Linked DNA regions of Homo sapiens: region 2 is linked to region 1. A link is a contact called in ENCODE Hi-C or POLR2A ChIA-PET data. All regions are on one chromosome and are shown on one strand. The core of a region is the stretch at or near the end of the contact, and the rest is flanking DNA. Distances in the headings are between cores, read along the strand shown.

Evidence for each region. A loop is a pair of places that touch in the nucleus more often than their neighbours do. ChIA-PET counts read pairs that join two places held with the same protein, here RNA polymerase II (POLR2A). Pooled maps may share reads with other maps.
Region 2: a loop to region 1 is called in a pooled map, with 4 times the contacts of the local background. The contact joins two enhancer-like sites. A Hi-C loop is called at or near these places in 2 of 50 pooled maps. POLR2A ChIA-PET finds 5 or more read pairs at or near these places in 3 of 52 experiments (GM10248, HepG2 and activated naive CD4-positive, alpha-beta T cell).

Annotation. Positions count from the first base shown.
Region 1 is chr6:52,384,015-52,391,344 of GRCh38, reverse strand. The region is part of intron 1 of PAQR8 (progestin and adipoQ receptor family member 8); the gene reads right to left. Among named protein-coding and RNA genes, the nearest start is that of PAQR8, 26 kb to the right of the region's middle. RefSeq lists enhancers at 1,080-1,289, 1-2,415, 5,051-5,160. Within about 2 kb of position 1,529, at least 26 of the 41 ENCODE cell types and tissues checked have a DNase peak (open chromatin) inside an H3K27ac peak, as active enhancers do.
Region 2 is chr6:52,593,787-52,601,206 of GRCh38, reverse strand. It overlaps LOC124901330 (a long non-coding RNA gene), which reads right to left and starts at 7,402. Exons shown (of 2, transcript XR_007059610.1): 1 at 7,363-7,402; 2 at 1-5,005. Within about 2 kb of position 2,811, at least 10 of the 41 ENCODE cell types and tissues checked have a DNase peak (open chromatin) inside an H3K27ac peak, as active enhancers do.

The sequences.
Region 1 (7,330 bases), core at 280-2,779:
TGCACTTATTAAAATAACTAGCATATTTACATTTATTGTTATACAAAGATACACATGATATGTGAGCTCCATTGGTTTTTCACTGTAGTCTCCACTGCACTTAGAAAAGTGATGGACTAGCACATTGTACATTCTCAAAAAAGATTTCTTGAATGAATAAATGAGTCAAAGACATGTAAAGGAAAAAACAAATTTAAAGTATGTGTTCCGCCCAGCCCTATTTTTGTAATCATACAAACATGGTACAGATGAAGTATGGAAGTGCATATAATCAAAACAATATAGCTATTGCCATGAAGGGATTGTGGGGAATTTTACTTTTCTTCTGGAAATACTATCATTATCGTACTTTTTAACAACAAACATTTACTACTTTTGTAATTGGAAAGCAAAAGTTAGTACTACTCTGCAAATAGGAATATTTGACATAAATATGCAAAAATTGGTAAAACCTAAGTTGGTAAAATATTAAGACCCTCCCCAAGAAACACCCCAGCATTATAAAGGAATACACCCATACTTGCATTTTTCTGTGAGCTCAACTAGTTAGCATACCAAATTAATTATTACGAGTAACCTAACTATACTTGCCATAGGGTAAGCTATTGGTCATGGGGGGTTTAAAGGGAAAAAAATATGTAACATCTACTGTTAATGCAGCAAAGATGTTCTCTTAGATTGGAAAAGCCAGTATACACAATATTGTCAAAAGACCTTCCCCACAGCACACAAACTCAAACGGCATTAATACGTGAGTCACTTCCTGACCATGTGGGTTTGTGGTACGGCTGAACCGTGCCTATAAAAAAAAAGTAAGGTACACCTTTTTGCCACAGATCTGGCAGCAAGATGTGTCCTTCTGGGCTCAGTGAGCTCTCCACTTATGAATCTTTTCCTCTGTGGTGCCCTATAATATTCCTAAGAGGAGAAAGAAAAGACAGCCTTAATTTGTTGCTGTGCCCTGGGAAAGATGAGCAGAGCAAATTTCCTCTGAGTGCCTTTTTCTCTTTATCTAACTAGAACCCTCTAGCTAGAATTTCTGTCTGTTCTGTCACTTCCTATACTTTCCACATCTCAGCTAATCTCACTTGAGAAAGTACTGGTTTCAAAATGCATCATTACAGACAGAGAATGCATCTGCCACATGGAATAAATAGTATCTGTGTTTAATCTGTCGAGTGGGAGAAGTCAGAGGAGCTGGGAACAATTTACTGGGAGAACACACTGAGCAGTCTCCAGGCAATCAACAGTTCAGGTGTGAAGATCATGTTCTTCTGAGGCTTCTTGTTTGAGTAAAGGTAAACTTTGCTGTCTGAAACTCCCACTAATTAAAGCCTAGGGACAGGTGTCTCCCTGGACTTTCTACATGAGTGTAACTATCGGCTTCGTTAGGTGTGGTTTGGCTTCAGTCAGGCAACCTCTCAACTAGATCTAGCTTCTCACCGGCAGGAAGCTTCATCACTGATCTGCAAACCAGCTGGGACCCGGGCCAACCCGGGTGAACGTGAAGAGAGCTGCTCATTTCCACTGGCAGGAAATCAATCTTGGAAATGCCCTTTCCACAGCAGAAAATCAGATAACAAATCGAGCTAGAGTTTGGAGCACCATATAAAGAAAGCTGTGTTCCCTAGCAATTAAACATTAACTCTTCTGCAGTGACAACAGTACACTCTCCTGGTGGTTCTAAGACCCAGCAATTTTATTTGCTATAAAGAGTCAAGCAAGTCACTTTATTCTTCATTTCTCCTTAGATATCTCCAAGGCCTTAGTTCAATTCCAAATCACCACAAAGCCTTCTCCAGGCCATCTTGATTCCTCCCCCGCCCCCAACCCTTATCTATCTATTCCACATATTTTGGTAAGGAGAACATCAGGCTTGCCCATTACTTCACTACTGTGTGTGTAGAGAGCCTTCTCTCTTCTGCTTATTGAATTGCAAGCCTCTGGAGACAGGAACACTGGCTTACCTATGCTTTATTTCTATCAGCAAACAGTCAGAGGAAAGATGTCCCCAGAATGTGTCAATAGATCATTGTTCAAAAACAAAGTGAATGACTATCCTTTGCCTGCTTCTAAAGGTAAAAACCAGTGAGATCTAAGAAAACGAAAATGTGGGTTTTCAAAAGAAAACACCATTTGAGTTGGATCTTATTTATTTGTGTGGTTCATCCACTTGCTAGGTATCCGCACCAATATTTAAATTGCTGGCTGAATTTCTAACCATCAGCTTGTTTTTGGTCTATCATCTCCTACCATTTGTCATTTTTATGACCAAGAATGCCTAAGCAAAGACTTAGGAAAAGGAGGGGCCAGGCAGAGAAACATAATGTAAAATAACACTGGAGCACTGTTAGAACTCGTTTTTATTCTTGTTGCATACAAAAGGCAGAACAGACTGTCCTGATTGCCTGAACAAGCCACACACTTGACATCGCCAATGTTATTGTAGCCTGCTGTGCCTGGCAAAACCCACTTCTCTCTCAAATTCAGGCTCAGATATAACCCCTCCCCTGTGAAGCTTAGCGACAGCCTGAAGTAGAACTCATCATGTCTTATTAAGCCCTCTGTCTTTGTCCATTCAGGGTGCTGTAAGGAAATATCAAAGACTAGGTGGCTTATAAACAACAGAAATCTATTTTTCACAGTTTCTAGAGGCTGCAAAAGTCCAAGATGAAGGCACCAGCAGATTTGGTGTCCAGTGAGGGCCCACTTCTGGTTCAAACATGACTGTCTTCTTGTTATGTCCTCACATGGCAGAAGAGGCAAGGGAGCTCTCCTGAGTTTCTTTTATAAAGGCAGTAATACCATTCATCTAGGCATTCATCTAGGTCAGTGGTCCCCAACCTTTTCAGCACCAGGGACCAATTTCATGGAAGACAATTTTTCCACGTATGGGGGCTGGGGGTTGAGGAGTATGGTTTCATGATGATTCAAACCCATTACATTTATTGCTTTTTTTTTTTTTTCCTGACACAGGGTCTTGCTCTGTTGCCCAGGCTGGAGTGCAGTGATGCCAACTCAGCTCACTGCAACCTCCACCTCCCAGGCTCAAGCCATTCTTGTGCCTCAGCCACCCAAGTAGCTGGGATTACAGGCATGCACCACCACACCTAGCTGATTTTTGTATTTTTAGTAGAGATGGGGTTTCGCCATGTTGGCCAGGCTGGTCTCAAACTCCTGACCTCAAGTGACCCGCCCACCTTGGCTTCCCAAGGCGCTGGGATTACAGGCATGAGCTACCGGATCCAGCCTATTTCTATTATTTTTACATTATAATATATAAGGAAATAATTATACAACTCACCATAATGTAGAATCACTGGGAGCCCTCAGCTTGTTTTACTGCAACTAGACGGTCCCATCTGGGGTGATGGCAGACAGTAACAGATCATCAGGCATTAGATTTTCATAAGGAGAGTACAACCTAGATCCTTTGCATGTGCAGTTCACAATAGGATTGGCACGCCTATGAAAATCTAATGCTGCTGCTGATCTGACAGGAACTCAGGCAGTAAAGCCAGCAAAGCAGAGCGGCTGTAAATACTGATGAAGCTTTGCTTACTCGCCCACTGATCACCTCCTGCTGTGCAGCTCAGTTCCTAACAGGCCACAGACAGGTACTGGGGGTTGGGGGATCCCTGATCTAGGTGATCACCTCCTAACGGCCCCACCCCCTAATATCCTTACATTAGGGGTTAGGATTTCAACATATTAATTTGGGGAGACACTTCAGTTTATAGCATCCTCTTAGCATTATGCTATAACTGGCTATACATGTGTCTTCCTTTATATTAAATTGTGAAATTCATTGGGTTGCATAAGGAAGTTATTCAAAATATTTTTTCAAAGATTTTAGCTTGTGTTACTTGATTGTGAGAATAACTGAGGTACACTGAATTTAAGTGACCTATTCAAAGCCCTAAACCAAATCAACAATAAGGTATGGGCAGACCCCAATAATTCTGACCCGTGTCCCAAGAGTCCAGCCAACTGACTGCGTCTTTGTGAAAGAACATCTATCAGCTGTGAATGAAAAGGAAGTATTAGATGAGAAGATAGTGCTTGTCCATCTCTGAGCTGCTGATGGACTAGGAATCCTGGCTCACTGTAGTGACCCAGGAGCACTATCCAGAGCCTTCTCTCCCAAGACATCCCATCAGGGCTCTTTCCTAAGGGCACCCCTGAAGACCCTGCTCCACTTCCCAGTGTGGCCTTTTCTGTAATTAGAAGTAGTAATTAATAATCAGTTGCAGAGAAGTGAGCCAAGATTGTGCCACTGCACTGCAGCCTGGGTGACAGAGTGAGACTCCGTCTCAAAAAAAAAAATCATTAGTTATTCCATAGAAGAGCTTCATTTGAAAAGTCAATCTACTCAGTTCAGATCAGTAATTGTAAACTATCACAAAGCTACAGCTTTCATCTCCATGATATTACAATTACCTACCTGCCTAACCTGTAGTATCTACAAAGGTTGTGATTGTTTATCACTCAGAATTACTTCATTTTAAAAATTTTTCAACTTTTCTTTTCTATTCAGGAGGTATATGTGCAGGTTTGTTACAAGAGTATATTGCATGATGCTGAGGTTTGCGGTATGACTGAGTCCATCATCCAGGTAGTGAGCATAGTACCCAACAGGTAGTTTTTCAACCTTGCCCCGGTCCCTCCTTCTCCCTTCTTGTAGTCCTGTGTCTATTTTTCCCTTCTCTATGTCCATGTATACCCAATGTTTAGCTCTTACTTATAAGTAAAAACATGTGGTATTTGGTTTTCTGTTTCTGCATTAATTCACTTAAGATAATGTTGCTGCAAATTCTGTTTTACAGCTCCACAGTATTCCATTATGTGTACATACCACAATTTCTTTATTCAATTCACTGTTGATGGGCACTGAGGTTCATTCCTAGGTTGATCTTTGCTATTTTTGAATAGTGCTGTGATGAACATATGAGTACATGTGTCTTTTTGGTAGAACAATTTGTTTTCCTTTGAGTACATACCCAGTAATGTGGTTGCTAGGTCAAATGGTAGTTGTGTTTGGTTCTCTGAGAAATCTCCAAACTGCTTTCTTCAGTGGCTGAAATTAATTTACATTCTCACCAACACTGTATAAACGTTCCCTAACCTCTGCAGCCTCACCAACACCTGTTATTTTTTTTTAATTTAAATAATAGCCATTCTGACTGGTGTGAGATAGTATCTGGTTGTAGTTTTGATTTGCATTTCTCTAATGATTAGTGATGTTGAGCATTTTTTCATATGTTTTTGGCCACTTGTCTGTCTTCTTTTGAGAAGTGTCTGCTCATTTCCTTTGCCCACTTTTTAATTGAGTTGTTTTTTGCTTGGTGATTTAAAGTTCCTTATAGATGCTGGATATTAGACCCCTGCATAATGTATGAATATTTTCTCCCATTCTGTAGGTTGTCTGTTTCCTCTGTTGAAAGTTTCTTTTTTGTTTTGAGACAGGGTCTCACTCTGTCACCTAGACTGGAGAGCAGTGGTGTGATCATGGCTCACTGTAGCCTCAACCTTTCCAGGCTCAGGTGATCCTCCCACTTCAGCCTCTCAAGTAGCTGGGACTACCTGCGCACACCAGATGCCCAGCTAATTTTTTGTATTTTTTTGTAGAGAGTGGGGTTTCACCATGTTGCCCAGGCTGGTCTCAAACTCCTGGGCTCAGGCAATCTACCCACCTTGCCCCCCAAAGTGCTAGAATTCCAGACATACGCCATGGTGCATGGCCAATAGTTTTCCTTTTGCTTTGCAGAAGCTCTTTAGTTTAATTAGGTCTCACTTGTCAATTTTTTGTTTTTGTTGCAGATGCTTTTGAGGACTTAGTTATAAATCTTCCCCAAGGCCTATGTCGAGAAGGGTACTTCCTAGATTTTCTTGAAGGATGTTTATAGTTTGAGGTCTTACATTGTATTAGTCTATTTTCATGCTGCTGACAAAGACATACCTGAGACTAGGTAATTTATAAAGTAAAGAGGTTTAACTGACTCACAGTTCCACATGGCTGGAGAGGCCTCACAATCATGGCAGAAGACGATGGAAGAGAAAAGGGATGTCTTATATGGCAGCCAGTAGAGAGAGAATGAGAGGGGTTTCCCCCTCTCAAGTGAAAGGGGTTTCCCCTAATAAAACCATGAGATCTTGTGAGACTTATTCACTACCACGAGAACAGTATGGGGGACACTGCCCCCATGATCCAATTATCTCCCAACGGGTCCCTCCCACAACACGTAGGCATTATAGGAGCTACAATTCAAGATGAGATTGGGTGGGGACACAGCCAAACCATATCATACATTTAAGTCTTTAATCCATTGTGAGTTAATTTTTGTATATGGTGATAGGTAGGAGACCAGTTTCATTCTTCTGCATATGGTTGGCCAGTTTTCCCAGCACCATTTATTGAATAGGATATCCTTTCCCCATTGTTTATTTTTGTCAACTTTATCAAAGATCAGTTGATTGTAGGCGTGCAGCTTTATTTCTGGGTTCTCTATTCCATTGGTCTGTGTGTCTTTTTTTGTACCAGTACCATGCTACTGTAGCCTTTTGGTTACTATAGCCTTGTAGTATTTTGAAGTTGGGTAATGTGATGCCTCTGGCTTTGTTCCTTTTGCTTAGGATTGCTTTCACTATTTAGGCTCTTTGTTTCCATATGAATTTCAGAATAGTATTCTTTTTCTAACTTAGAATTATTTTAGCTCCAAGATTTCAGGTTTGAAATTCCTCCTCCTTGATTACAACACTCCTAACTTCCACCTGTAATATTTCATCACACCTGCTAAAGATACTTTTTGGGTGTCTCATAACCTCTAGTCTCTCAACTCTTCTTCTCTCAGTGACCCATTGCATTTGGACTCACTGCCATCCCAATACAAACCCAACCCAGTGCTAGCCATTTCACTCTGCCCTAACCAGCACTCCTCACCCTCCACCCGCCACACCTTTGCTAGGTCTGCCTGCCTGGCCCCACCTTGATTACACCTTTCATTTTTTCCCTCACCAGGTACTGTGTACTGCTATAGAAAGCCATAGTACATTGTGAAACCATTATGCATTCCTTTTAACCTCAGCCATGGCTTCACTACGTATGTGTAGATGTCCCCATCAGCACCTTAAACATAGTGTTTAAAACCAAATTTCTCCTGATATACATAGTTGTTATTGATGTAACCAATCTCTCAGGCATCAAGCCTTGAAATCAAGAGTGAAATTTGTCTCATTTCCCTCCCGCTTCCCTGAAACCCCAGTCATCAAATCCATATTATCTGTATTATTTTTAATCACAGCAAATGCAAAACCTGTCCCTTTTTTTCAC
Region 2 (7,420 bases), core at 1,562-4,061, 210 kb before region 1:
AATGATCGCCATTCTATCTGGCACGAGATGATATCTCATTGTTGTTTTGATTTGCATTTCTCTAATGACCAGTGATGATGAGTTTTTCTTTATATATTTGTTGGCTGCATAAATTTCTTCCTTTGAAAAGTATCTGTTCATATCCTTCGCCCACTTTTTGATGGGCTTGCTTGTTTTTTTCCTGTAAATTTGTTTAAGTTCCTTGTAGATTCTGGGTACTAGACCTTGGTCAGATTGCAAATATTTTCTCCTATTTTGTAGGTTCCCTGTTTACTCTGATAGTTTCTTTTGCTGAGCAGAAGCTCTTTAGTTTAATTAGATCCCATTTGTCAATTTTTGCTTTTGTTGCAATTGCTTTTGGTGTTTTAGTCATGAAGTCTTTGCCCATGCCTATGTCCTGAATGGTATTGCCTAGATTTTCTGTCAAATCTTGTCACTTCAATGTTCTTTTATCCTATCTAACAAATAGGTCCTGGGTGACTGGATACACAAAGCTTATAGCTACTATTGGAAAGCATGGCAATTTCCTAAAATTGCTCTGTGCTGTGTGCTCCGACCATCACAGAAAAAAAATGTATTCAAAAATTATATTTTATAACATATTAAACATTGAGTACCTATTGAATACAAAACAATGTGCTGATAAGACAGAACTGTGTTTATCCAAAGTTATACTGCACTAGTGCTTCTGAAGATTGGGAATCCCTTATTTAAAGAAAACGCCATGGGATGGAAACTTGAGTTATGAAAGTCTCATTTCTATAATTACCACCACCCTCTCCAGTCTCTTTCCCCCAACTTGCCTTTTCTCATCTATAAAATGCACAGTTCACTGATTTAGGTGGTCTGCTCATTGATTTGTAAACATGGATCGAGATGCCAGACCATCATTCATGCACATTGGCCTTGTTCACAGACATAGAAACTAAAATAAATTAGACTTGGGCCAGCAAGCGATCAGCATGACCTCAGGAGGCAGAGACTGCGTGTCCCTCACAGGCCTTCCCTGGCCTTCCTTCAGTGTTAAACAGTGATTCAACATGGTCCCGACCTGACCAAGCTTGGTCTCCTCAACACCAGAAGATTCTGAGTCTCCCAACACCTGCAAAGGTTCAGACATCTGCCCTGAGATGTTAAACAATCCATTCTGGTCTAGCTAGCACCGGGGGAAAAGAAAGGTCTTGAAACAACACAAGATGTTTCAAACTTAGCCTTCGAGAAAAATAAAAACAATATAGGTTCATTTGTAGAAAGTTTGGGAAATGTAGAAAAACACAAAGAAATAATAAAATTTACCTATAACTATGTTTTCCAGTGATTTTTATGTACATCAGTCAAACCTTTTAGAATAAGTTTTGGCTGGGCGCGGTGGCTCATGTCTGTAATCCCAGCACTTTGGGAGGCTGAGGCGGGTGGATCACGAGGTCAAGAGATCGAGACCATCCTGGCCAACCAACATGGTGAAACTCCATCTTTACTAAAAATACAAAAATTAGCTGGGAGAAACCCCATCTCTACTAAAAATACAAAAATTAGCTGGGTGTAGTGGTGCACGCCTGTAGTCCCAGCTACTCGGGAGGCTGAGGCAGGAGAATCACTTGAACCCAGGAGGCAGAGGTTGCAGTGAGCCGAGATGGCACCACTGCACTCCAGCCAGGGCGACAGAGCGAAACTCCATCTCAAAAAAAAAAAAAAGAATACATTTCTAGGCTAGACACAGTGGCTCACGCCTATAATCTTAGCACTTTGGGAGGCCGAGGCAGGTGGATCACTTGAGGTCAAGAGTTCAAGACCAGTCTGGCCAACATAGTGAAACCCCATCTCTACTAAAAATACAAAAAATTAGCCGAGTGTGGTGGCACACTCCTGTAATCCCAGCTACTCAGGAGGCTGAGGCAGGAGAATTGCTTGAACCTGGAAGGCGGAGGTTGCAGTGAGCTGAGATCACACCACTGCACTCCAGCCTGGGCAAAAAAGAGAGACTCCGTCTCAAAAAAAAGGAAAAAGAATATATTTATGAGCAAGAAAAAAAGATAGTTTTAATTGGTGTCATGTAAGACACTTCCAGGAAATGCAATGTCCCTGTTTTGTTTTATTTCATGTTTTTGGTGGGGGGAGGTGAGCGTTGGTGCTAAGAAATGCACAGGACTATTTCTTAGTCCAGAGCAGTCTTCCTGTGGCAGAAGCATGTTGGAAACACAGACTGTGGGCCATACCCCACACCTACTCATTCAGAATCTTCACTTTACAAGATCCCCACCCCCCACAATTCAATGCTTCCAAGCTGTGCACCTTAAGTTTGTGAAGCATTGGCCCATGCAGCCCTCTTTCTCGCCTTTCTCAGGTGGTATTGATTGTCAGGATTTGTATATAACTTTCACACCTACTTGATGTTGAAACTAGCAATAAAAATCCCACCTCCGTGGGAGTAAACACCTTTTGCTCAAGCCACAGCTGCACATTCTTTTGGGAAAGCTCTAAATGTGTTACCTTCTAAATCCCCTGAGAGTTGTGGGGTGCTCCAAAGGGAAGTCCAGGAAAGAAGGCAATGCTTCCTTTTGCTTCCCTCTCAAAGTCCATTCCAGGGTGAGAGCTGTTGTGTGTGTGGCCCCTTTAGTCATAGTAAATCATTCACCCAGTGGGGGACGAGAGAGATATTCACAAAAGACTTCTTAGAAGCCTATGGGGAAAGATCCACACAGTCCACTGCACTATCATCCCCAACTCTCTCTTTCCTGCCTCCAACTATCCCTTTATCCTTTGATCATCCACCAGGGGGCCCCAGGAAGTACAGGCAGGGTGCGCGGACTGATGACGACCCCTAATCAGGCGAGCTGGGATCAAGAACTTGAGCGCCTGGAGGAAGAAAAAGAAATGACAGAAGCCAAAACAGTCGTGTCTGTCTGAGCTGCCAGCCACAACCATGTGTGGGCATCGGAGCGTATGTCAGAGTCAGGCCGGCCAGTGCAAAGCCTGCCAAAGGGCTGCTTCGATTAGGTCTTCACTTGAAATCTTAACCAGGCAGATGTTCCCTGGCAGCCATCTGAAGCCATCTAGGAAGGGCAGCCTGTCCAGGAGTGGCTGCTTCTAGGTGGAGTCTCATTAATCTCTCCCTTTGTTTTCATTTTGCAAACTTGATAGCTGTGGCAAAGTCTCTGTGTCCAGGCACCATGGCTCCCTCTGCATCCTGGCATTTGGTCCTCTACCTCTTTGACACCATCAAGTAATGCTGCTGGTGCCCAGTTCTTGCCTGGGCTATCAAGAGTTCATCTGGTGCCTCTCCACTACTAAGCCTGGCTTTTTAAGCTCTTGGAACCTGATTTGCAAATCCTTCCATGGGAGCCTCTGGGACACCTATGGAGGTCCAGTACCTGATGCACAGGAGAAGGATGAAAGATGGATAAGAAGGGCTCTTTCTGACCTTGGGGAACTTACAAAAATCACCCAATTTGTCCCAGAAACCCCCAAATGTTTATAAAGCAGTAACCATGGTGGTCTTTTTCTATCCAGAGGTTATGGAATGTAAGTGGTTGAAAACGCAGGTCCTGGGTTTGCAGAGACCTGCATTCAGAATCTGGCCTTCCCTGTCACTAGCTGGGTGATCCAGGTTTGCTTTCTCAATGTTTAGTCCTCAGTTTGTCCCTTTTTAAAATGGGGATAACAACACGTGCCTCATAGATTCTTATGAGGATTAAATGAGACATAGTATGTAAAACACTTAGTGAGTACTCAGTAAAAGGTAGTGTTATTGTTATTATTGTTATTATTATTATCACATAAAAATAGACAAGTCCATTTAGATTATTCCAGATAACCTAACAAGTCAGTGTTGTAACCCAGAAGGCCTGGGTTTCAGTTCTGGATCTGCTGTGAATTAGTCTTGTGATAACCTGTGAGCCTCAGTTTCTTCAGCTATAAAATCTAGATAACACTATCTGGACTTTTGTTCCTGTTTTAACTAACATTTATCAAATGATAACTTTGTGGTAGGCATCATTGTAAATGTTTTTCATGTTAAATTCATTGAATCCCCTCATGTCCCTGTTTTGCAGATAAGGAAACTGAGGCAGAGGGACGATGTGCCCAAGGTCAAGCAGCTAGCAACAGATGGAGCTAGGATTCCAACCCAGCCAGTCTGGCCCTAGAGCCTGCGTTCCTGATCTTATTATGAAAAATCAAATGGCATAATGATTATGAAAGTGCTTTGGGAGTGGGAAGCATTATACAAACATGAGATTGTTACTAGTCATCCAAGTTTCTTCGTGTTTGGTCTTCAGCTGGGATCCTTAACCTTTCCTGGCAAGGCATGGAATGGGGAACATCTTTAGATTTTCCTGAAGGCCTTCATTTAATCACTGGCTGTTATGAGTTGAGGGGAGCTAAGTTTCCAGCATCCTTTTGCCAGTGAATAACAGAAGTGGGACTGGAAATCAGGTTCTCTGACTCTTAGCCCTATGATACTGTTCTCCAGCCTCACCAATCCTCAGAGGCTTATTTTGGTTGGCACATAGTTCATACTTCCTGTGACTACTTATTTCACAAGATTACATTCTGGTTTCTCTCTTTCTCTCTCTTTTTTTTTTTTTTTTTTGAGACTTTTGATTGAAATACAGCATACGTACAGAAATGTGCACAGATCATAAATGGACAGCCCAGTATGTCCACATTGTGTAAACAGCACCCAGACAAAGAATTAGTGCATTACCAGCACTCCTGGAGCCCTCTAGCCCCTCCCAGCCACAACCACCAACAAAGGGACCACTATCCTGACTTCTAACATCACAGATTGGTCTTGCCTGGTTTTGAGCTTGACATAAATGGGATTTCACAGTACTCTTCTGTTTCTGGCTTCTTTTGCTCCACATTATGTTTGTGAGATTTGTCTGTGTTTTGCATATCGAGTAGTTAATTATCACTGCGATAGAGTATTCCATAGTACTGGGCTTCTGAACAAAATCAAGAGGCACACACAGAGAGAAGTGTCCTGAAACACTTCAAGCTGGTCCTTAAAAACAAAAAAAAAAGTTAAAGCAATGAAATTGGTCAAACACCAAAAAAAAGTAGTTTAATCTTTACAAATTAGATACAACTTATTGGCCATCTCTTAAAAGCTGCTTTCCCAGATCACTCCCCCATCCCTCTCTCCTCTCTTTCCCCCTAGATGCCCATAGCCCCACATGGCTGTATCACCCAGCCTGAACAGAGAGTTGGGGGATGGAGGTTAATGAGCTGTGTTCTGCTTGGGTGAACCCACCTTGACCTTAGAATAACTCAGAGCCTGGACTGTCTCCAACTTGGCCAGTAGGGTTTCTGCATCTTCAGCAGCATCACAGCCACCCTCACCCACAGTAAGAGAAACTGCCTCTCATGTTTAAAATTTGGGAGCTATTCCCCTTGATCCCTATTAAACTGGACTGAGTCTGCCTCAGGATACAGCTCCTGCAGCCCCAGGCGGGTGAGAGGCAGGATGGAGTCTGCAGAAGGGGGCCGGTCCTCTGCTGTAACCCTCACTCCCTTTGCAACCACTCTCAGAATCACTCCCACAGCTTTCTCAGGCTCTGGACTTCATTCCCAAGCACAGCTCGGCTGCACCCTCCTTCTTTCATCTTTGCCTTACCAGACCACAGTTGGTCCTGATTTCTTCATACTGACAACCTCTCTGGGGTCTCCCTTTTCTAGTAATGATGACCTAATCCCAAGATGCAATTCTAGGGGAGTCCTGAAGCAAATCAGTGGGCTCGCCTGTCCTGAGCCTGAGTCCATATATGGTATAATCCCTGAACCATGACAGGGATAGTGCTGACTGTAATGCAACACAGCTGATTCACCAGCTGTCCCTCTCTCCCTAAGCTGTGCCTGCCCACTCCAGTTTCCATTAAGATCAGCACTGCACCCATAACAAAAGGTTAAGATAGCTGAAGTTCAGGACTTCGCCTCCTTTGGGAGGATGCAATTTAGGTTTTACTTCTTTCTAGGCTCCCCACTTCCTGGGAGGTTGTCCTTTCTGGAATGTAATAGAATATTATGACTGGTGCTTTTTCTTCAGTGCTTCTCTTGTTGTGGGTGTGGTCAGGAAGAGGCGAGGAGGAAAGACAGTTATAGCTCAGAGGCTTGCTCAAGCCCAATTGTAGAGGACTGTTTTCAACTGCAAGCAGGCATCGGGCCCCACCCTGACCCTGGGCAGAGTTCAGTATTCACAGTCCTTAGTTGGAGCTTTGGCTATTCTTTGGTATCCACCCTCAACTATTTTTTGTTTGGCCTTCTGTTAAGTGTGAGAGATAGAACTAAGAAAGTCTCAGATGTAGGAAAGAATATTGAAATCTGGGTTACCAGTTGCATTCAAAGCTCATAAGTGGAGAATCATGTTCTTTTTATTAGCATCCTTACCACCATTCCGTGTCTACTAAAAGCAAAGTATTATAATAGACTCTAGCAGTGGTGAGCTGGAGCTAGTTCAAACCAGTTTATGAGTCTAATTGTTAAATTTTTAGGAAATTTGCAAACTGATTGTTAAATGTAATGATTATTAAAGATTAAATTACATAAAATAACTGTTGAATAAATCAGATTTAAAATGAAGTTAATAAAGATACAAACTCATCATTTCTTAATTATTTCCCATTTTACTATTAACTGTGCCCTTGAGGCTGCTCAGATGAATGATGTCTGTGTAGTGGAAATACCCTCTAACGTGTGCTACTGCGCACCTGTTCCCTACCCCTTGTTCAGTGACATACGTCATGCTAGTAGCTCGGAATCAGACAGATGGGAGTATTTACTCCACAGGACTCAGAAAACCTCTGTAAATCAGGGCCTCCCCCATGCCCCTTGGAGAGTCAGTTGTTAACCCTTTACAAGCACGCCACTGACTCTAGTGGTCAATAAATAATCAGACCTGCCCACAGGGTGCTTATAACACATTGAGGGAAATAAGTCCTTCAAGTCTTGGGTTGGGCACTATCTATCTCTAAAATGCCAAACATGGGAATGAAAGGACATGAGCTTTGAAGTAAGAGATACCTGCATTAGCATCCCAGTCTGCCACTCTGTATGACCCTAAATAAGTTACCTAATTTTTTTTAATCATTGGCAAAATGGGAATAATAGCACCTCCTCACAAGATTGTCATGAGGATTTAGTGGTAAAGATATAAGAGTCTAGAAAGGGCATTTCTGATTACAGGACCAGCATGAGAAGTTGAGTAAAAGCATAAAAGTGAAAAGACTAGTCAAAGAATGGCCAGTGGTCTAGTATGCCTGGATATTAAGACAGATCAGTTGAGCCCAGGAGTTTGAGACTAGCCTGGGCAATACGGCGAAACCCCATGTCTACAAAAAAAATACCAGGTATGGTGGTGCATACCTGTAGTCCCGGCTACTCGGGAGGCCGAGGCAGGAGAATCACTTGAGCCTAGCAGGTT